Linked DNA regions of Homo sapiens: region 1 is linked to region 2. A link is a loop called in an ENCODE intact Hi-C map of the cell type or tissue named here. Cell type or tissue: endothelial cell of umbilical vein. All regions are shown on one strand. Each heading gives the region's core, and the rest is flanking DNA. Links, peaks and the distances in the headings are about the cores only.

Region 1 (10,723 bases), core at 1,316-9,315, 180 kb before region 2:
GGGTTCCAGTTGTCTAGAATTAAGTCTGGTCACTTAACCTTCTTAGGTCTTTGTGATCTTCATTTTTCAGATATGGACACTGAATCTTCAAATGGGAGGAATCTTAAGTGGGAGAAATCTTCAAAGACCGATTGTAATTAATTAGAGTAGTCAATAGGGATGTAAAGTTTATGGTTAGACTGCTTGGGGTTGAATCCCAGCTCTAGTACTTACAAGTTGGACAACTTTGGCCAAATTAACCTCTTTGTGCTTCAGTTTCCTCATGTGTGAAATGGGGAAAAGTAATGAAGCCTACCCGATAAGGATATGAGGATTTCATGAGATTATACAAGATTATACATGTAAAGTGATTAAAATGATACCTGGTCCATGGCACATGATCTGTAATTGTTAGCTGTTGCTGCCTTTATTACTTTCAAGGGAGGAATATGGTATGGTTTAATCCTGGCTACATCATTTCTCAGCTGGGGGTCTTGGGCAAGTCACTTATCTCATAACCACTATTTCTTCACTGTCAAATGGGAATAGCCTTTCTCAGGGTTATGGGTTGGATGAATGAAATGATGTTTAAAAGTGGGAGATCTGCAGTAGACGTTCATTACAGACTAATAACCAGAATCTGAATTAGTCAAGCTCTTACTGTGATAAATCTGTGACAAACAACCCTTGAATCTCTGTGACTTCTTACCACAAATATTTTTTTCTCTTTGGCAAGTTTGAGGCTTGGCTGGTCTGGCTCAGCTTCAGGCTTGCCCCAGGTGTCTCTCCAGCAAGACAAGTGGCTCCGGGCAAGCTCTTCTCATGGCAGAGGGCAGAAGCTCTAAGAAGGGTGGAGGTCAGGTGAGGTGGCTCACACCTGTAATCCCAGCACTTTGGGAGGCTGAGGCAGGCAGATTGCCTGAGGTCAGGAGTTCAAGACCAGCCTGGCCAACATGGTGAAACCCCATCTCTACTAAAAATATAAAAATTAGCAGGGTGTGGTAGCAGGTGCCTGTAATCCCAGCTACTTGGGAGGCTGAGGCAGGAGGATCACTTGAACTCGGGAGGTGGAGGTTGCAGTGAGCCAAGATCGTGCCACTGCACTCTAGCCTGGGCAACAAGAGCGAAACTCCATCTCAAAAAAAAAAAAAAAAAAGAATGGTGGTGTTTTGTCTTTAAACAGGCTACACTGTCACTGCCACCCACATCCCATTAGCTAAAACAGGTCTCCTCGCCCAGCCCAAGTCACTGGGGCAGGCTGTACACTCTCCCTGAGGGAAGCCACTGTAAGCATGGGGTGGGGAGGGGAAAGGGACAATTGTAGGCAAATAATCCAATCTACAATATTACCTGTGTTAACTATCTGAAGCTATATGTATATGGGGAAACTGAGGCCCAGAAAGAGGAACAGAAATATCCAAGTTTGCTCAGAGTCAGTGACTCCCAGATAGTTCTCCTTCCCCTCTCCAAGACCTCAGTCTATATCCATGTAGTTAGCATTTGGTACTTTTGAGTCAACCGTTCAAGCATTTGAATCCCATGGTAAGAACAAGGAGGGTGAGGAAGTAGAATCCCTTCCATCTTCCGATGGGGCAAACAGAAGCCCAGAGTGCAGAAGGATGACCTGTCATCATACTGCAAGGTCAAGAGAACAGGGAAAGAAGACCAAGGATTCCCAAGTGTACCTCCACAGTGGACCGCCCAGTCCCTCAGTCTTGTGCTGGACACAAGAGGCCCAGCAGATAGAGCAGGGAATTTGCCACCTCCTTCCTGGGAGGAAAGTGGGAGAGTCAGGAATCCAGCTGTCTGGGTCCAGGGATATCCCTTGGGATGACTGTCATTCCCTCATTGACCCCTTCTCCCCGCAAGAAACACTTGTTAAACCCTGACTGCATACTGGACCCAGGAGAAACTGAGGTGAGTGAGGTGGAGAGAGAGCCATCACAATAATGACATCCCGACGACTTGAGCAACATTTCCCCAAATTTTGGGCAATTTGAAGTGATCTTAGTATGTACCTGGATGCAGTGTCACATAACATGGACTCCTGGAGGGAGAAAGTCATTCCCTTCTCAATTCTTCTGATTACCTCAGGGAGAAAGTCTCAGCTTAGACATTTGCATCTTTTATTTATTTATTTATTTATTTTATTTTTTTATTTTTATTTTTTTTTGAGACGGAGTCTCGCTGTGTCACCCAGGCTGGGGGGCAATGGTGCGATCTCCGCTCACTGCAAGCTCCACCTCCTGGGTTCACGACATTCTCCTGCCTTAGCCTCCCGAGTAGCTGGGACTACAGGCGCCCGCCATCACGCCCAGTTAATTTTTTGTATTTTTAGTAGAGACAGGGTTTCACCGTGTTAGCCAGGATGGTCTCCATCTCCTGACCTCGTGATCCGCCTGCCTCAGCCTCCCAAAGTGCTGGTATGACAGGCGTGAGCCACCGTGCCCGGCCGATGTTTGCATCTGTAACCCTTTAAAATCTTCATTGATTAAAACATAGACTGGCCGTGCACGGTGGCTCACATATGTAATCCCAGCACTTTGGGAGGCTGAGGCAGGTGGATCACTTGAGGCCAGTAGCTTGAGACCAGCCTGGCCAACATGGTGAAAACCTGTCTCTACTAAAAATACAAAAATTAGCCAGGCATGGTGGTGGGCACCTATAGTCTCAACTACTTGGGAGGCTGAGGCAGAAGAATCGCTTGAACCCGGGAGACGGAGGTTGCAGTGAACCAAGATCGTGCCACTGCACTCCAGCCTGGGCAACAGGATGAGACTCTGTCTCAAAAAACAAAAAACCAAAAACATAGAGTGAGTACAGGCTTCAGGCTCAGTCTTGGCAGGTGGCTGTAGCTAGCTAGAGTTTAATAACACTATTTAATATCATTTAATCTGACATGATTTACTTTAATGGAACTGAGCTGTTTCCATTGCATTTGTTTTCATAATTCCATTTGTGGTAATTGATCTCATTTATAGTAGTGATATCAATTTTCTTTTGAAATGAATTTATTTATATACAAAAGTGAGCCATTTAAAGAAAACATTAAGTAAATGGTGGTACAGGCAGCGTGCAACCTATCATGGTGCTATTTTGTAGGTATGGTGAAAATCATGAAAGAGGTGAATGACTGATGTTTGGAAAACTCTGCAAGAATATTCATTCTGGATGGTTGGGCTGCCTGAGGGAGAGGTCAGGGTCTGCCTGAATTGGGCATTTTTGGTGGAGGAAGCAGCATGTACGGATTGGTGTGAAAGCGTTAGGAAGGGTGGGAAGCTCGTATGGCAGTGGTGCAGAGTACTGGGGTGATACAGAGGCCTTCCTCCGAGCTCAGGCTATGGACTTTGACTCCCAGGAGGAGAAACCAGGGGTGGATGGGTTGCAGGGAAGTGTCAGCAGGCCAGTGATTATCAGAAGGCTGGAACCACCGCTGGTAGAGATAGTGCTGTCCAGCGGGCAGGGCCCCAGGCCTCCCATCGTGAACTCTTTCCGTTGGTCCCCAGCTTAGGTGCAGAGCCACAGATCCTAAATCAGAATTAGCCTGAGGAGGGAGAAAGAAAGGGTTAATTCCTTCCCATAATAGGGCTCTGGTTTCTGGCCTTGGTCTCCCATCCATGCCCCACCAGCTCAGCTCTGGTTGCCACCAAGGCAGGATTCCTCTGCCCCCTTCAAAAGGGCAAACAGAAGCCCAGAGCAGTTTAGGGCTGTCATCCAGGTGCCACAGCAAGCTCAAGAAGAGAACCAAGGACTCCCGGGTCCTCTGTCATCCTAGCAGGACTCCTCCAACCCCTATCCAGTTTCCTAATCCTGGCCATGGGAGGTCCTGACTTCTGGGGAGGCATCCTGTTAAGCTTGTAGCAATGAAGAAAGTATTAGAGCTGGGCTCGGAGAGGGGAGGCACCTGCCCTGGGCACCCAGGAGCCGTACCTCTGGCAGGATCCCGGCAATCCCGCCCGCAGGCGCTGTGGCAGCATCGCTTTTTGCCCGAGCAGTCTGAGTCCTTGTGACACAGGTGGTTCATGGGGCTGAGGCAGCGCAGTTGGTCCTCTGGGCAGCTGCCCAGCTTCACTGCAACACAGGGAACTGGGTGAGCTCCGTCCTTGCCCACTGGCCCTGAAGCTTGGGGCTTGGATGGTCAGCAAGGTGGAGGGGAGGCATTTACCAGAGACCCTGGGGACACACTGGCGGAAGCAAGCTCTGTAGCAGCACTTCCTGGTCAAGGGACACTGGCTGTCTTCCACGCACTGGTCAGGCACCGATAGGAGGCAGGGCCCATCATCTGGCGGGCAGCCCCCCGATTTCTCTGTAAGAGAATCTCCTAATATTGCAGCTGGAGGAAGCTCACGGTTATGTAATAAGCGCTGACCTGGGAATGACAAGACTGAATTCTCCATCCCTTGCTTTTTGCCTGTCTTTTGGCTAGTTGTTATTTTTGTTTGTTTGTTTGTTTATAATGACTCCAAGCCTCAGTTTTCTGGCTGTGAAATGGGAAGCTGGGCTAGTTTGAGACTCAGATGGCACAAATGACAGGGGAAAATGAAGCCCAACATCTCCACTGTGGCCAATAAGGCCATGCCTGGTCTGGGCCCTGCCCATCTCTCTAGCCCCATCCTCTACTGCCCTCCCACTCAGTGCCTCCTGATCTGCTCCAAGCCAGCTCTCTCTGCAGGGCTCTTGCTCGGGCCGCATCCTTTGCCTAGTGCACTTCTCCTGTACTCCATGCGCCTGGTCAGCTCATTAGGACTCAGCAGAAACATCGCATCCTCAGAAGACCCTACTTCTCTGACCCCACATTAACTAGGTCAGCGCCCCCCCACCCCGGCCCCCACACACACACTCATTTCTTTCCTCCAGAGTTTGTGATGCTGCATCTGTTTGTCTGTGTCTCTCACTTGGCTGGAGGTGAGGAGAGTAGACACCCTGCCAGCTTTGCTCACCGTTGGTCCATATCACAGCCCTTGGCGCACAGCAGTAGGGCTCAGTGACTTGGAAAGAAAGGGTTTTGAAGTGAGGCCCAGCATTGCACGTGCGTCAGCAGTGGCCAGCCTGGTGCACTGTCACAGCCACAGCTGGCCACGTCTTCTGCACCGTTGCGTTCATCACTGTTGCAAATGGCATGGTTTCGAGGATCAGGCGTTAACTCTGTCTCTGAGGCGTTCCTCTGAATGGTATAGAGTGTCCTGTCCCAGAGCTTACCTAACATTCTTCTTGCTGGGATTTTGGGCCATGTTCATATTTCATGCACAAAGCTGGAAATCAGTATCCTCCTCCATGTAGAGGAGGAAATCAAGGCCTGAAAAGGGCAGTGACTTGTCCAGACCCACATGGGCTGGGCTTAGGACTCCCAGGGCCCGGCTCCCTCTGACCTCTGTGAGTGTCCACCCTGAGCTGTCTTTGAGCTGTAGGGATGGAGCAGGTCCCAGGTCTTCAATTCAATCCAGCATCAGAGAAAATGTTCAAGAGTTCCGAGGGGCAGCTGGATCTGGTTCTGTGACTTTACCTCTGTGTCCGCCCCTCCCCCTCAGCCCCCTGCCTGGGTGCTGGCTGCACACATAAGTAGGCACCTTGCTCACATCCTACGTGCGCTAAGTCAACTTCAGCTGTCACATCGGGTTGGTTTAAATTAAATTGCTGCCCCCTGCTGGAGAAAGAGAGGCTTGGCGTGGGGAGGGGGAAAAAGTGTGGGTTTGGGGTGGTGGGGGTGATGGGAGGGTTCCTGGGAAACTGTCTGAGGTCCAAGGTTTAGCCCTGAATTCACAAGTCCAAGTCAAAGGTGCGCAGGCCTCAAAGGGTGGGCCAAACGGAGCTGCGTGCACTCAAAGCCGGTGGAGCCGGGTGGGTCAGGCAGGGAGAGCTTCTGTGGCGAGGGGCCTGGGGCTGGCCTTGGGGAATGGACAGATAGGGATGGGGCATGACAGCTGGCATTTCCAGTGGAAGAACTGCGATAGCTGCAATGTGGAGGTGGGGATAAAAGCCTGGCGTGTGCAGAGCCGGCGTGAGAGGCTCTGGGTGGTCACACTCACTCTGTTTGCCTGCCTTTCCTAACAGTCCCTCCAAACCAGGTTCTCCACTCACAGATGTGTACATCGAGACAGTCACACACACAGATGGTCATCCAGATGCATGCGCCATGGGTGTGTAGACTTAGAGAGCAAAAGAATCGTATCCAAACATGGTTAAATATATACACTTGTACACACAGACGATACACACATAGTCAAATACACAAGCACATTTAGATCTAGACACACAATTAGCTACAGGCTTAACAGTAGGAAACTGCAGATAGTCAACTGTTTTATCTACAAAAGTAGCAATTTTACATGGTTCAACTTAATACACACATATATACATATGGACATATATCAGAGAGTTATATATATGCAATATATTTATAAACATATATAAACAGGCAGTCATGTATGTACATATGAGCTGGAACATAATCACTGTCATTTACACATGCCTACCCACATAGATACATACACACAGATAGACACTCAGACACACACAGTTATGTATATAAATATATAAATATATAGCATATGTATGTGAACAGAGAGACATACATAAGCATACACAGTCATATATACAGAATCATATGCACAGAGCTACACAGACACATATATCTTCCCAATACCACATAACCACTGACAGCATTTAATTAGGCACTTGCTGTTTATCAGGGACTATGCCAGGCTCTTTGTATCAGAGACACCCAGACGTTTGAGTGAGAAGGGGGCAGAATGGGGAGCTCTTATAAACAGAGGCGGCTGGGCTTCCACAGGCAACAAACTGAGACTTCCCTTCCCTTGGCTTCGTCACCTTCCTCCATTGTCTGAAATTCTACCAACAGCTCGGCAATGTCTTACAGGAGAGAAACCAGTGGGGGACAAGGTGTGGTGAACTGGGGGAGAGACAAGCTTGTCACACCTGCCCATGCAGAGTGGCCCTGCGCAGGCTCGGTTTCTGCTGTGCCAGCTCTTTGCCTCTGAGCAGCTGGGCTGAATATTGGGGTGTGCTCCCTGGGAACACAATGACTCCCCCAAATCACCCACTTATGCTGTGCTTACTGTGTGCCAGGCCCTTATTCCTCGAGACACCATTTACTCCTGAGAGAGAGGCATGGGACCCCATTTTACAAGGAGTAAGTCTCCAGACCTGTCCTGTTGCCTTCCAGGAGTGTCCTGCCTGGAAGTCCTAATAAACTCATGCACTTGCCAATCTGGCCTTGTCTAAGTCATTCTTTGTTCTCTCAGCTCCTTCCTATGTTGGGGGTGCATTGTCCTGTACAGTCCTGGGTTTTTGCTGTAATAGTTGGTAAAGTGAATCTTTCTGATTTCAAATACTTGCACTCATGCACTTGCTAATCTGGCCTTGTCTAAGTCATTCTCTGGTCTCTCAGCTCCTTCCTATGTTGGGGGTGCATTGTCCTGTACAGTCCTGGGTTTTTGCTGTAATAGTTGGTAAGGTGAATCTTTCTGATTTCAAATACTTGCATTCAAATGCCACATTTGGCACTAACTCAGAGTCAGTCTTTGACCTTGTTAAGTGGTTCCCCGCTATGCCTCAATTTTCCTCATCTGCAAAATGGGGATGAAAATAGTCCTGTCCTCACAGCACCTTGTCGAGGAGTTACGTGATGATGGTGCATGAATCACAGCCAACACAGGGTCCAGCCTTGGAGCTCACCAGTGTACTTCCTTCCTCAGCCTGTCCCCATTACTGTCCCCTTTCTTTAAGGCAGGGCAAGGGTTGCACAGGTGAATGTAGGTTGGAGTGTTCCAGCCCCAGAAAAGGACGCAGGTGGAGGCCTCACCCAGATCAGGAGTCACCTGTCTAGCCACTCAGCAGCCCTCCCTCACCTGTCAGCAGGCCAGCCCCAGCCTTGTCAGGGGTGGGAATGGGGACAGGAGGTTGGGGGCGATGAGAGTTAGAGACAGAGCTTCCTCCCCACAAAGCCCAGATCCCAGAAGCCACACCCTCTCCTCAATTCCCAAGTCCCTTCCACAGATGGGGTGGTGGACCCACTGACCCAGTCACACCACAGCCCAGCAGGCACAGACAGGGTCCCTCCCCACACCTGAAGGCACAGAGACACACATGGACAGGCACCAAGCTCAGACACATGCGTGCAGCCATTCCTAAGTGTACGTGTGCAGACAGAGCTTTGCACAGACAAGCAGACGCAAAGACACATGTCTACACAGACACAGGCACATGCATTCCCCGCCCTGCCACCCCCTGACATATAGACAGGCACAGACAAGCACCGAGAAACTGGCAGAAAAGACACTTACAGATACCAACACAGGCAGGTGGACAGGCACAAATGTACACACATAAAAACACAGGCTTCTGAAAGCACTAAGAATCAGGCATCCACACATACACACACGCACGCACGCACACACACACGCGCACACACACCCCACAGGGCATTACCTGCCTTCCCCCAAACCCTTACTCTCCCTAGAGAAGTAGAGACAATCTGGTCCCCCCAGCAGAGGGATTTCCCGCACTCACCTCCCTTCTTCCTGCCAAAGACAGCAGGCAGCTGACTCCCCACAGCCAGGAGGGCCCCCAGGAGGAGAAGGCTCTGGGTCCTCATATTTCTGCTGCCGGCTCAGGGCCCAGGGCCCCCCAGATTAACACCTGCAGCCTCAGGGAAGCCAGAGAAACTTAGTCAGGAGAGGAAAGAGAGGGGGTGTGGAGTGACACCGTGCCTGCTTCATCTTGGCCCCACCCCCTGAGGGCCCGAGGACTCAGTGCAAGGGATGCTGTCACAATAGCTGAAGATAGGGTGGCGGCACATCCTGCATGTGGGGGACTCAGATCCAGTCTTGCCTGTATCGGTGACTTGGGCTGTGATCTTGGGCAAGTCTTGTCTCTCTGGGCTTCAGTTTTTTCATCTGTACACAGGGTGAAGGTTGTTGAGGCAGATGCTTGCTATCCTGGCTCTCAAAGATGTTGAAGCCCCAGCGATGTCTAGGCAGCGGGTAGAGGTCAGCTTTGAATAGCAAAGGAGTGGGGGTTTGCAGAGTTCTGGATGCCTAGGAAGGGAGAAGGCATTAGGGTTAGGCCAGAGCTTGCAGCCAAAGAAGGCTGGCCCAGGCTGGCATAATGAGTGAGGCCAGCCCTGGCCTCTCCTCTTGGGTCCTGTGGATGGGAGAAAGACCACCCCGCCTTTGGTGAGATCACCAGTGGCTTCTGATAGAACTGCCCTCTTCCTGGGGCTGGCTTGGCTGTTGAGGGTGGGGGAGCATGGCTTTTGGCTTGGCTAAGTTTGCTGGTCACAGCAGATGTGTGGCCACTGGAACCTCTTCTCTGGCCCTAAGGGATCCTGAGCAAAAAAATGTCATCTCATCCAGGGACCCCCACCTTAGATTTCGTATCTCTGATGTTGCCTCCTGCATTTGGTAGAAGAGAGGGAGCTGAGACTTGGCATCCTAAGGGACATCCTAAACAGAAACTCCATCGAAGTACATTCTCTCAGCCTTCTCATTTGAAAGACGAGGAAACTGTGAGATAGAGATGAGAGGGGACTGGCCCAAGGACACGCAGCTAATTCCTGACTAAGCTGGGACTTCCCACTGTGGCCTCCCCATCACCCTCATTCAGTTCCTGGGTTTTAAAAGCAGGTCAATACCTCATCTGATCCTGAGAAAGGAGGGTGATATTACAGGGCTTGTCTCACTTACCCATTCCAATCCAGGACAGCCCTGGCAGCAGGAAGTTCTTCCTTGGGTTTAATGTGAATCTCTCGTGCTGTCTTCTAAGCTATTAAGATAGGAGAGGCTCTGTCTTCTATGATCTGATGTTGCTTTTGGAATGCTGGCACCTCCTTGGAAGCTTTATTTTGGAGGACAAATATATGAGCCCTTCCTTCCTCCCTCCCTCCACCCCTCCCTCCCTCCACCCCTCCCTCCCTCTTTCTTTCTTTTTTCTTTTCTTTCTTTCTTTTTCTTTTTCTTTCTTTCCTTTTTTCATTTCTTTCTTCTTTCTTTCCTTCTTTCCTCTCTTTCTTTCCTTTCTCTTTCTTTCTTTTCTTTCTTTCTTCTTTCTTTTTCTTTCTTCTTTCTTTCCTTTTTTATTTCTTTCTTCTTTCTTTCCTTCTTTCCTCTCTTTCTTTCCTTTCTCCTTCTTTCTTTCTTTCTTTCTTTCTTTCTCTCCTTCTCCTTCTTCTTTCCTCTCTCTCTTTCTCTTTCTCTCTCTGTCTTTGACAGAATGTCGCTATGTCACCCAGGCTGGAGTGCACAGTGCCATCATGGCTCACTGAACCCTTGACCTCATGGACCCAAGTAGTCCTCCTGCCTCAGCCTCCTGAGTACCTGGGACTATAGGCATGCGCCCCAATATTTGGCTAGTTTTTATTTTTTGTAGAGATGGGGGGTCTTCCTATGTTGCCTAGGCTGGTCTCTAACTCTAGGACTCAAGTGATTCTCCCACCTTGGCCTCCCAAAGTGCTGGGATTCCAGGGGTGAGCCACTGTGCTCAGCCATGAAATGCTCTTTTTTTTTTTTTTTTTTTTTTTTTTGAGACGGAGTCTTCCTCTGTCATCCAGGCTGGAGTGCAATGGGGCAATCTCTGCTCATTGCAACCTCCGTCTCCTGGGTTCTAGCAATTCTCTGCCTCAGCCTCCCAAGTAGCTGGGACCACAGGCGCCCGCCACCATGCCTGGCTAATTTTTTGTATTTTTAGTAGAGACGGGGTTTCACCATGTTGGTCAGGCTGGTCTTAA
Region 2 (10,723 bases), core at 894-8,893:
TGAAGCCACGCCACTTCAAATGAGTGGGAGGGTGTGGAAAAAGGGCAAGTAATGGCCTGCAGAGAAAGGGGCCCTTCCTGATCATCCACTGTGCATGTTCACATTCATCAATGACTTCGCTCTTTCCTTTTAACCTATGAGGTTGGCGTTGCCCACAGGTTTTTTTTGTTGTTGTTATTGTTTTGTTTCTTGGTTTTGTTTGTTTTTGAGACGGAGTCTCCCTCTGTCGCCCAGGCTGGAGTGCAGTGGCGCGATCTTGGCTCACTGAAACTCTGCCTCCTGGGTTCAAGCGATTCTCCTGCTTCAGCCTCCTGAGTAGCTGGGATTACAGGCACATGCCACCATACCCGGCTAATTTTTGTATTTTTAGTAGAGACGGGGCTTCACCATGTTGGTCAGGCTGGTCTTGAACTCCTGACCTTGTGATCCGCCCGCCTCAACCTCCCAAAGTGCTTGGCATTACAGGTGTGAGCCACCATGCCTGGCCTGCTCACAGGTTTTACAAGAGGGGACACTGAGGCAAAAGTGTCCCATGGAGGCTGTGCTGCTGACAAACGGCAGAGCGGCTCCTGCCATTCACCTGCACTGTATCTCGGGCTTTGCTTTGGTCTACTCCATAAACTTCCTGAAAAAGGTTTCTTTGAAAAAGTCCAAATTTGTCCCTAATAACTGAAGGGTAGAAATGTGAAATGGGCCTACTCTGGGATCAAGACCACCTGGGTTCAAACCCTAACTTGGAAGCTCTGGGCCTTGGGCAACTAACTGGCCTCTTTCAAGTTCAGTTTTCCCTCCTGTAGGTTGAGAGGTTTCAACGAGACAACACAGATGAAAGGCACAGCCTGGCCCCCAGCATGCAGGCCAGTGTTTGGTAATTGATAGTTTTCTCTCCTGTTTCACTATCCTAGGTCCAAAGAACCAGAAGAGTAGACAGTCCTTAGAGACAGCAGCTGTGCCGGCTGCAGAAATGGAGAGAGCTGTGAGCTAGAATAGAAGAAGAGAAAGGCCAAAAACCACGGAGAAACAGAGCCAGACAACACAGAGGTGAAATTCAGAAAGCGAGTCCAGCACTTGGCTGAAGTTACAGGCCCTTCCTGCCCTGCCCTTTCCCACCCAAGGCCATGCCTAGTTCATGTTACTAAGTCTAAGAAACAGCTCCAGAAGTGGCATCTCTGCTAACCACTAGGGAAGATATTGTCGTTTTTTAATGATTCAAACTCTCCAGGGAACCAAGAAGGCTGAGGGCGCTGAGTTCTCTCCACACACCTGGGCTCAGGACTCCCCCAATATCTACGTGCTTTATTCCTGATCTTAACAGGCTCTGAAAGCCACATAAACCCGTGCTTGCCTGGGTACCAAAAGACCCGGGCCCGGGGGTCTTTGTTCGGGCTCGGTGCCTTCTCCATCTAAGCTTTCTTGGCAGTGTTACTCTCCTCACACTGTTACTTGGGTTCTCACTTTCTGTTCTTGAGTTAATGGATGTTTGTTTTCCTGAATTCACGGGTCCTTTGTAAGTCTTCTATCCCATAACGTAAGATGGGGGTATAAACAAAGAAGCAAGCGCTAGCTGACCTTATGTGGGGCATGGTTAGGGAACAGGAATTCCCTGTATCCAGCAGGGTTAAGCTGGTAGGAGGAAAGGGAAATGAGAGAAAGGAATCAAGAAGTGAGAAAGGGAACCAGTACCTGTCAACACCAACACACACCTGGTAAGTAGCAGGGCTGGTCTTCAAATCCAGGACTATGGGGCCACTGCATGGGAACAGAAGCAGCTTGTAGACTTCGGTGGTGGGGCTGCCAGAGTCGGGGAATTAAGGGAGGACAGGCTCTGCAGCCCAAGTGCCAGATGCCAACGGCCTGCGAAGGCTCTAGGACCCAGCTCCAAATCAGTGCTCCCGGCGCCATCCAGTGGCCATTAGGGAGATTGCAAGAGAAAAAAGCATGAGAAAAGAAACCCCAGAGAAGCCAGTGCCTGCCAACTCCAGGGAAGAGGAAGGAAGGAGCCTGGCCTTTGCCCTCAGTGCCCCCTATCAGTTGACTACCCTGCTCCAGTTTGACCTCCCCACTAGGCTTCTTCCTGGTGCAACTGATGTTTTCTCTCTGTGTGACCTTGGGCAGGCAACTCTGGCCTCTAGGCCTCAGTTTCCCCAACTGTAAAATGAATGGTAAGGCAAGGTGAGGTCACATGCCAAGTCCATAGGTCTTTAGCTCATCTGATCCTCATGGCCAGGTAAGATGATCATTCCCATCCCCCCATACTCCAGTCCCTCCTGACCACGCATAGTTCAAGCTTCACTCACCTGTAAAGTCTTCCATGGCCTCCTGCGGAAATTCCAGCCACCGTTTAAGGATCACCTCTCCAGGATTTCTCCCTCCTCTCATCTGAAGTTCCCTCTTTCTGCAACAGTCAGGTGGACCTCAGCCCTTCTAGCCCGGAGCTTCCTCAGCTCAAGAGTTTTTCTCAATCATCAGTTTCTCCCTCTTCACCAAGCCTAGCAAGGTGCCCGGCACAGAGTACTTAAGAGCAGCTGCTCTGAAGTCAGTCAGCCTGGCTTCAAGCCCCATGTGGTAGGCAGAATGGCCTTCCCCACAAAGATGTACACATTTTAATCCCCGGCACCTGTGATTTCACCTCACACGACAAAAGGGACTTTGCAGATGTGGTTAAGATAGAGAGCTTGAGGCTGGGCGCGGTGGCTCACGCCTGTAATCCCAACACTTTGGGAGGCTGAGGCAGGCGGATCACCTGAGGTCGGAAGTTCAAGTCCAGCCTGACCAACATGGAGAAACTCTGTTTCTACTAAAAATACAAAAAATTAGCTGGGAGTGGTGGCATACACCTGTAATCCCAGCTACTCAGGAGGCTGAGGCAGGAGAATCGCTTGAACCCAGGAGGCGGAGGTTGCAGTGAGCCGAGATCGCACCATTGCACTCCAGCCTGGGCAACAAGAGCAAAAACTCCATCTCAAAAAAAAAAAAAGATAGCTTGAGATGGGATTATCTTTGATTATCAAGGTCATGCCAATATAAACAGAAGGGTCCTTATAAGACAGAGACGGGAAGGTCAGAGTCAGAGAAAGAGATGTGCTGATGGAAACTGAGTCTGAAGTGATGTAGGGCCATGACCCAAGGAATTCAGGTAGCCTCTAGAAGCTGGAAAAGGCCAGGAAACAAAAGCCTCTAGAAGGAATAAAGCCTTGCCAACACATCTTAGACTTCTGACCTAAAAACTGTAAGGTAATAAATGTGTGTTGCTAGCCACTCAATTTGTGGTAACTTATTAGAGCAGCCATAGGAAACATCCTGGTTCAGCTTCGTACTGGTTATGTTACTGTTGGAAACTTAACCTTTCTGTGTCTCAGTGTCCTCATCTGTAAAATGGGGATGATAAAGGCAATAATTCTTATTTCACTGGTTCCAAGTATAAAATGAAAATACCTGCAAATCAGTTACAATAATGCCCAACACTAAATATGTTAGCTGTTACTATAAGAACAGTTAATAGCTACCATTAATTGAGGGATAGGTACAAGGCACATGCCTTAGAAGAATGTCCTTGATTCTCCCCATCACGCTTGGGGGTAACAATTCCAGTCTCCACTTTGCAGATGAGGAAACAAACACAAAATAATTTTCCCCAAATCACTCTAGGACTGGAAGCATTTTAAACTTCGTTGTTTCTTACATGCACTCGGGAAATGGTACTGGTTTGTGTTCTTTGCTGATAGAGGTGTTTTGGGAGGGGTTGATAAGATGACAGAAGGAAGGCCACAGGCTGGACAGACAGGGGTCCTAGCTGATACCTCCTTCTCTTCCTACCTAGTGCAGGAGAGAGTTAAAATCGGTCAAAGCTCATCTATCCACTCCCACCCCATCCATTTAGGGGTTCAATTACTGCCTCTCACTTTCCCACCAACGCCACCCCCGCACCCCTTACCAGCGCTCAGTACTAGCAGCTTTTGAGCCAGATTTGGGGGCATCATGGGATAGGCGTGGCCGGGAGCGAAGCGTTCAGTCCGCTGGGGAATGGAGTGGCGCAGACTTACTCAGACCCCAAGGATTCCTGTTGAGCCCCCTCCCTTCCCGCAGCCTGCATAAGGAGCCATCTGTTCTCGGCTGAATAAACAAGCAGGGGGAAGCAGCGCCGGGTCTCCTGCCCCCGAGCCCGACCCCCGCACAATGCGCCTTTCTCCAAGGAGACGCCGCCCGGGCGCCGCCACAGCACGCTCCGTCTGGCTTCCCCTCCCCCAGGCGGCGCAGCAAGACCCAAAAACGGACCCCGTGGAAATCAGTTTTTTTTATTTTTTTAAGAACACAAACAAGAAATCCAACAAAGAACTGAGCGCAGCACGCGGCGAGGGCGTGCCGGTCTAGCACGTGCCCCTTCCCTCACCACCCGCTATCCCCCTGACGCCGCAGTCCGCCTAATGGTCCGGGCGAGGCCAACTCAGCTCAATGCCGGAAGCCCGCCAGCGCCTCCGCCCCGACAGCCCAAGCCGGACGGGCCCAGGTTCTGCCTGGCCCCGGCGCACCGATGGCGCGCAAGGGGCACCGTCCGTGGTGCCGCGCCCCAGCCCGGGTCTGGGCCGTCCGTGGCCCTCACTTCTGGTTGGCCAGCTGGTTCTCCAGATCCTCCAGGCGCGCCGTCAGCTGGGCCAGTGAGCGGTTAAGGAGGCCGTTGGGGTTCGCCGAGGTCCCTTCACTTTCCCTCCAGCCCGCGCCACCAGCCCCAAAGGATATGGTTCAGCGTCAGGCTCTCGAGCGCCCCCAGCGTGCGGCCCTGGAACTCCACGAGGCTTTCGCATTCGCATGGGCTCCGAAGCTCTGTCCCTGCGCTGATGCCCTCCTCTGCAAGCCGGACACAGAGGGTCAGGGGGATGAGAAATTGCCCTAGCTTTGGCCCTCTGATTTCCCTGCACTGGGCCTATGGTTGAGTATATGGGCTTTGGATTTAGAGAGACCTGGGCTGAGTCCCAAGCTAAGTAGCTGTGAGATACTGAAAAACTCACTAACCTTTCTAAGCTCAGTTTTCTCATCTATAAAATGGATATAATGAAAGAGTGTACGCATTAGTGGCTTCGAGGATTCATTCACCTGTGTACGTGTGTGTGTGTGTGTGTGCTCACGCACAACTTACAAGACTGTTTCTCAAACCTTAATGCTCATTGGAATCATCAGGAGAGCTTGTTAAAATATAGATTCTGCTTCAGAATGGAGAAGAAGCTCAGAAGGTACATTTCTAATAAGCTCCCAAATGATGCTGATGCTCCTGGTCTGTGGACCACACTTTGTGTAGCACTCTCCAAATAAAATTTTATGCAATGATGAAAGTGTTCTACATCTGCCCTGTCCAAAGCAGTAGCTACAAGCCACATGTGGCTGTTTAACACTTCAAATATGACTGGTGCTACTAAAGGACTAAAATGTATTTTATTTTAATCAATTGTAATTAAATAGGTACTGCCTACCTTTTTGAAAAAGCACAGATCTAGAACACTGCCTGGTTCAAGTAAATACTTTACAGCAGGGGTCCCCAATCCCCAGGCCATGGACCAGTACCAGCACATTACATGGACCAGTACCAGCCCATGGCCTGTTAGGAACTGGGCCACACAGCAGGAGGTGAGCAGCCAGCATGCAAGGGAGCTTCATCTGTATTTATAGCTGCTCCTCATTGCTCCTATTACAACCTGAGCTCCTTTCCTGTCAGATCAGTGGCATTGTTAGATTCTCATGGGAGCACAAACCCTATTGTAAACTGTGCATGTGAGGGATCTAGGTTGCAGGCTTCTTATGAAAATCTAATGCCTGATGATCTGTCACTGTCTCCCATCACCCACGGATGGCACCATCTAGCTGCAGGAAAACAAGCTGAGGGCTCCCACTGATTATACATTATGGTGAGTTGTATAATTATTTCATTGTATATTACAATGTAATAATAGAAATAAAGTGCACAATAAATGTAATGTGCTTGAACCATCCCAAAACCATTCTCCCCACCACCATCATGGAAATATTGTCTTCCGTAAAACCACTGCCTGGTGCCAAAAAGGTTGGAAACCACTGCTTTATAGTGTATTTCAACTAGACCAGTGATTCTCAAAGTGTGGTCCTTGGACCAGCAGCATCGGCATCGTGTAGGAATTTATCAAAAATGCTAATTATCAGACAACACCCCAGACTTGCTGAATTAGAAAATCTAGAGTTGAAGCCCAGCAATTTGTGTTTGTTTTTGTTTTGTTTTTTGAGCTCTGTCTCCCAGGCTGGAGTGCAGTGGTGCAATCTTGGCTCACTGTAACCTCTGCCTCCTGGGTTCAAGTGATTCTCCTGCCTCAGCCTCCCGAGTAGCTGGGATTACAGGCATGTGCCACCATGCCCTGCTAATTTTTTGTATTTTTAGTAGAGACGGGGTTTCACTGTGTTAGCCAGGATGGTCTCGATCCCCTGACCTTGTGATCTGCCCACCTCGGCCTCCCAAAGTGCTGGGATTACAGCCATGAGCCATCATGCCCAGCTGCAATTTGTGTTTTTAAAGGTCCACCAGGTGATTCTGGTGTGACCTAATTTTTAGGAACCACTGATCCTGATCCAACTCTATCTCCCCACACATCAACATCTTGGGGGTTGGGCAGGAGGCCTTACAATTAAAACTGGCACATGTTTTTTCTTAGCAGTACATAAGGTAGTGATGAATCTTAAAATGAATGGTATCTTAGATTCACTGAAATTCTATAAGCATGTGCCATTGTTAAGATTACAGGGAGGCCAGGTGCTGTGGCTCACACCTGTAATCCCAGCACTTTGGGAGGCTGAGGCGGGTGGATCACGAGGTCAGGAGATCAAGACCATCCTGGCTAACACGGTGAAACCCCATCTCTACTAAAACTAGAAAAAATTAGCCGGGCGTGGTGGCATGCGCCTGTTGTCCCAGCTACTCGAGAGGCTGAGGCAGGAGAATCGCTTGAACCTGGCAGGCAGAGGTTGCAGTAAGCCGAGATCGCACCACTGCACTCCAGCCTGGATGACAGAGCGAGACTCCATCTCAAAAAAAAAAAAAAAAAAAAAAAAAAAGATTACAGGGAATGACATAGAAAAAAAAAATGCTACAATAAAAGTACCTTAGGAAAAAAAAGAAAAAGGATTACACGTGGTGAAATAATAAGCACAATACCTGCCATTTAACCTTTGAAAACACTGCCATAATGATTTAAAAGTTGTCTCTTCATCTTAGTCTTATATGTACTATGAACAAACTGCTGGAATCCAGCAAAGACCCCTAACTTCACAGATTTGTTTCTCTAAACAAAGGGTTGGAGACAGGGAACAGTCATACCACCAATTGATAAAGAGCTTCAACCACAAAACCCAGACTTCTCTTAGAACTCTAGAACTAGAGGTAACCTTGGGCAGCCAGTGCCTCTCCTGTTACCGAAGAGAAAAGTTAAGGTAGGTGTGGGGTAAGTGACTCGTCCAAAGTCACACTGCAGGGCCCATAAGAGTCACATAGGAAGAGCTCTGAAAGAGCCCCTAATCTGAAAGAGCCACAATAATTAGAATTGGCTGAGAGCGGGGAGGGAAGGAGAGTTGGGGGAAGGACTGTATGTGTATATTTGTATGTGTATATACATGCACGTGCATGTGCATGCATACACAAACACATATTATATAATATAGTATATATAGTATATTATATATACTTTTTTTGAGACAGGGTCTCACTCTGTCACCAGGCTGGAGTGCAGTAGTGCAATCTCGGCTCACTGCAACCTCCACCTCCCAGGTTCAAGCAATTCTCCTGCCTCAGTGCCCACCACCTTGCCCAGCTAATTTTTGTATTTTTTGGTAAAGACAGGGTTTCACCATGTTGCCAAGGATGGTCTCGAACTCCTGATCTCAAGTGATCCAGCCGCCTCGGCCTCCCAGAGTGCTGGGATTACAGGTGTGAGCCACTGCGCCCAGCCCCCCTACATATATCTAAAAAAAAAAAAAGGCAAATTCTCCAGACCCAAACCAGCCCTACTTAGTCTGTTTCTGGAGCTGCAGTCTGATAAATGGGAAGAAGAGTCACATCTTAAGCCTGGGCTAGTGTCTAAAGTCTCTAGGGTAAAAGTTACCCTGGAGACATTCCCTGTATCACCTAGAGCACAGTACACTGCATGCGATTCAAGAGTCCCCTTCTTCACAGGTAGAGTCAGTCTCTTTTTCCTCAGCTGAGCACCAGATGATGAAGTAGAGGGATTGCACTTATGAGGTATGTTGTCCCCAATAAAAAAAAAAAAAGTCTTTGCATACTTAAAATATATTCAGTCCTGCCACTTTGCCAAGTTCATAAGGTTGAATTCTAACAAGTTCAGGGATATATGCTGTGGCTCCACTTACAAATGCTGTCTGGTGTGCCTTCAAAAAAATTTCCCAAATTATTCTGAACCTCCACTGATTTGGGGGACAGGTAGCCTAGTCTAGGATTTCTTAGACTTTAATATGCTTACAAATCACCTGAGAATCTTGTCGAAGTGGAAATTCTGATTCATTCGGTCTGGAGAGCACCAGAAATGTTTCAGTTCTAAGAAGCTACCGGGTGACCGCCCTGCCGCTGGCCTGCAGACCACATTTGGAGTAGCAAAGCTCTGTCTAGTGAGCCCAACCTCTGGCTATAACTACAAAGTGGGCAGGGAGTGAATAGGAAGGGGAGATATCAGAGGACGGGCAATGAGAGAGAGGAGGAGCCCCGAGAGAGATGCGCTCACCTGGACAGATGCTGCCTCTGAGGTTCTCCAGCAGGTGCGTCATGGTGCCGAAGTCCGGGGCATAGGACACGTGCAGTTCCGCTGGCTCCGAGGCGATCTCGCGCAGCTCCGCCTCCACCGCCTTGCCCACGCCCACGGCGTACATGACGATGCCTGCAAGGCCGGGGTCTCAGAGGGTGCCCCAGGCCTCGGGAAAGCTGCCTCCCAGCGTCTGACCCAACCCCAGCCCACTGTGTCCCATGCCAAGCCCACCTTCCTCCTTGGCGCGCGCTGCCCACACCGAGATGTCATCCTGGGAGCGGCCATCCGTGAAGACCAGGCCAACACGAGGCACGTTAAGGGCACGGGGCCGTGCACCCTGCGCCTCGGAGAAGCTGTGCTCCACCATGTGCCGCAACGCCAGCCCTGTCATGGTGCCGCGTTCCATGTACTCCACGGCCAGGACCGCCTGCTTCACCTCGGCTGCGGTGCCGTAGCGACCCAGAGGGAACTCGGTGCGCACGCGGCTCGAGAACTGCACCAGCCCCACCCGCGTGCCCTCGGGGGACACATCTAGGAAGTCCACAATCTGGTTCACGAAGCGCTTCACTAGCTCGAAGTTTTGTGGACGCACGCTCTTGGAGCCATCAACCAGCAGAACAAGGTCCACGTGGCCTTCCCGGCACCCTGCACAGCCAGAAAAGCTTGAATTGAGGGACCAGATTCTGGACTGGCAGCAGCTGTCTATCCATCTAGTCGTTCATTCGCAAACATTTATTATATAACAGACAACATTTCCTGAGTCCTTCCTGTGCCAGGCAGTGTGCTAAGTAATAATAATTATCACCATCATCATCACCATCACCATCATCATCACCCTCATCATCGCCCTTGACATTTATTCAGTGCTTAGAACAAACCACTCTGCTAAAAGCATCTTTTTTTAACAACAATCATAGTAATGACCACAATAACTACCATTTATTGATCATCTACTATGTATCAGGCACACTTCTAAGCACTCTACCAGTATTAACAATAATAATAACAAAAACATTATTTACCGACAGCTTACCATGTGGTAGGTACTGGGTGAAGTGCTTATATATATTCTCAATCCTCCCAATAAGCTTGAATATTGTCCCCATTTTCTATGACCTGAGGTTCTGATGGATAAAGTGATTGCCCCAGATTTCATAGCTAGTACTGACTGAGCCAAGACATGAAGCCAGGTCCATCTGACTCCAAAACCCATGCTCCTGAATGACTCTACAATGTCACCTCCCCTATTCTGAGCCAGGAAAGTTGCTAGGCCCAAAATGTGGTGTGTGTTGGCGTGGGGAGGTTTTCAAAGGTTTTGAAATAATTAAAACATAATCCTGTTCCATGAGGACAGAGCAGAGCAAGTCAGACATGCTATGTGCTCTGGTCAAGGAAAGTGCTAGAAGAGAAGATCATGCAGGGATCCCAAGGTAGGAATAGTGTATTCTTCCTGGAGTTGTTAAGGAAGGCTGCATGGAGATGATGGCCTTCTATCTGATCTTTGTTATGAACTGAATGAGTGTGTTTCCCAAAATTCATTTATTGAAACCCTACGCCTTTATGTGATAGTCTCCGGAGGTGAGATCTTTGGAGGTTAATTAGGATTAGATGAGGACATGAGGGTACAGCGCTTATGAGTAAAATTACTGTCCTTGTAAGAGTCTGAAGAGGTCAGGCATGGTGGCTCCCAGCACTTTGGGAGGCTGAGGCGGGCAGATCACTTGAGGTTAGGAGTTCGAGACCAGCCTGGCTGAGATGGCAAAACCCCATCTCCACTAAAAATACAAAAATTAGCCAAGCATGGTGGGGCACACCTGTAGTCTCAGCTACTCCAGAGGCTGTAACAGGAGAATCAGTTGAGCCCCAGAGGCAGAGGTTGCAGTGAGCCGACATCGCGCCACTGCACTCCAGCCCGAGAAACAGAGGGAGACTTAGTCTCAAAAAAAAAAAAAAAA

Evidence for each region. Hi-C counts contacts between places; a loop is a spot of excess contacts. Peaks named below come from ENCODE experiments on the same cell type or tissue, not always from the same donor. Only the 100,000 strongest peaks of a DNase experiment are listed, where the experiment ranks them.
Region 1: it touches region 2 in a loop (3-fold over the local background); 6 of 110 quality-filtered maps call a loop at or near these places.

What each region holds. Positions count from the first base shown.
Region 1 is chr20:45,106,491-45,117,213 of GRCh38, forward strand. It overlaps WFDC5 (WAP four-disulfide core domain 5), which reads right to left and starts at 8,684. Exons shown (of 4, transcript NM_145652.4): 1 at 8,509-8,684; 2 at 4,145-4,285; 3 at 3,910-4,050; 4 at 2,973-3,523. The coding sequence starts at 8,593. The coding sequence ends at 3,519. RefSeq lists enhancers at 8,120-8,621, 8,622-9,121. In endothelial cell of umbilical vein, for the core only: a CTCF peak has its summit at 5,626 (motif pointing left); no DNase peak of the experiment used is centred there; H3K27me3 peaks cover 384 bases.
Region 2 is chr20:45,289,171-45,299,893 of GRCh38, forward strand. It overlaps MATN4 (matrilin 4), which reads right to left. Exons shown (of 10, transcript NM_001393530.1): 7 at 9,000-9,413; 8 at 8,748-8,900; 9 at 4,738-4,845; 10 at 4,280-4,655. The coding sequence ends at 4,597. LOC105372630 (a long non-coding RNA gene) reads left to right here. Exons shown (of 3, transcript XR_936763.3): 3 at 906-1,182. Among named protein-coding and RNA genes, the nearest start is that of RBPJL, 12 kb to the right of the region's middle. RefSeq lists a silencer at 4,658-4,717. In endothelial cell of umbilical vein, for the core only: CTCF peaks have their summits at 1,911 (motif pointing left) and 4,760; DNase peaks (open chromatin) are centred at 1,891 and 4,731; H3K4me3 peaks cover 871 bases; H3K27ac peaks cover 283 bases.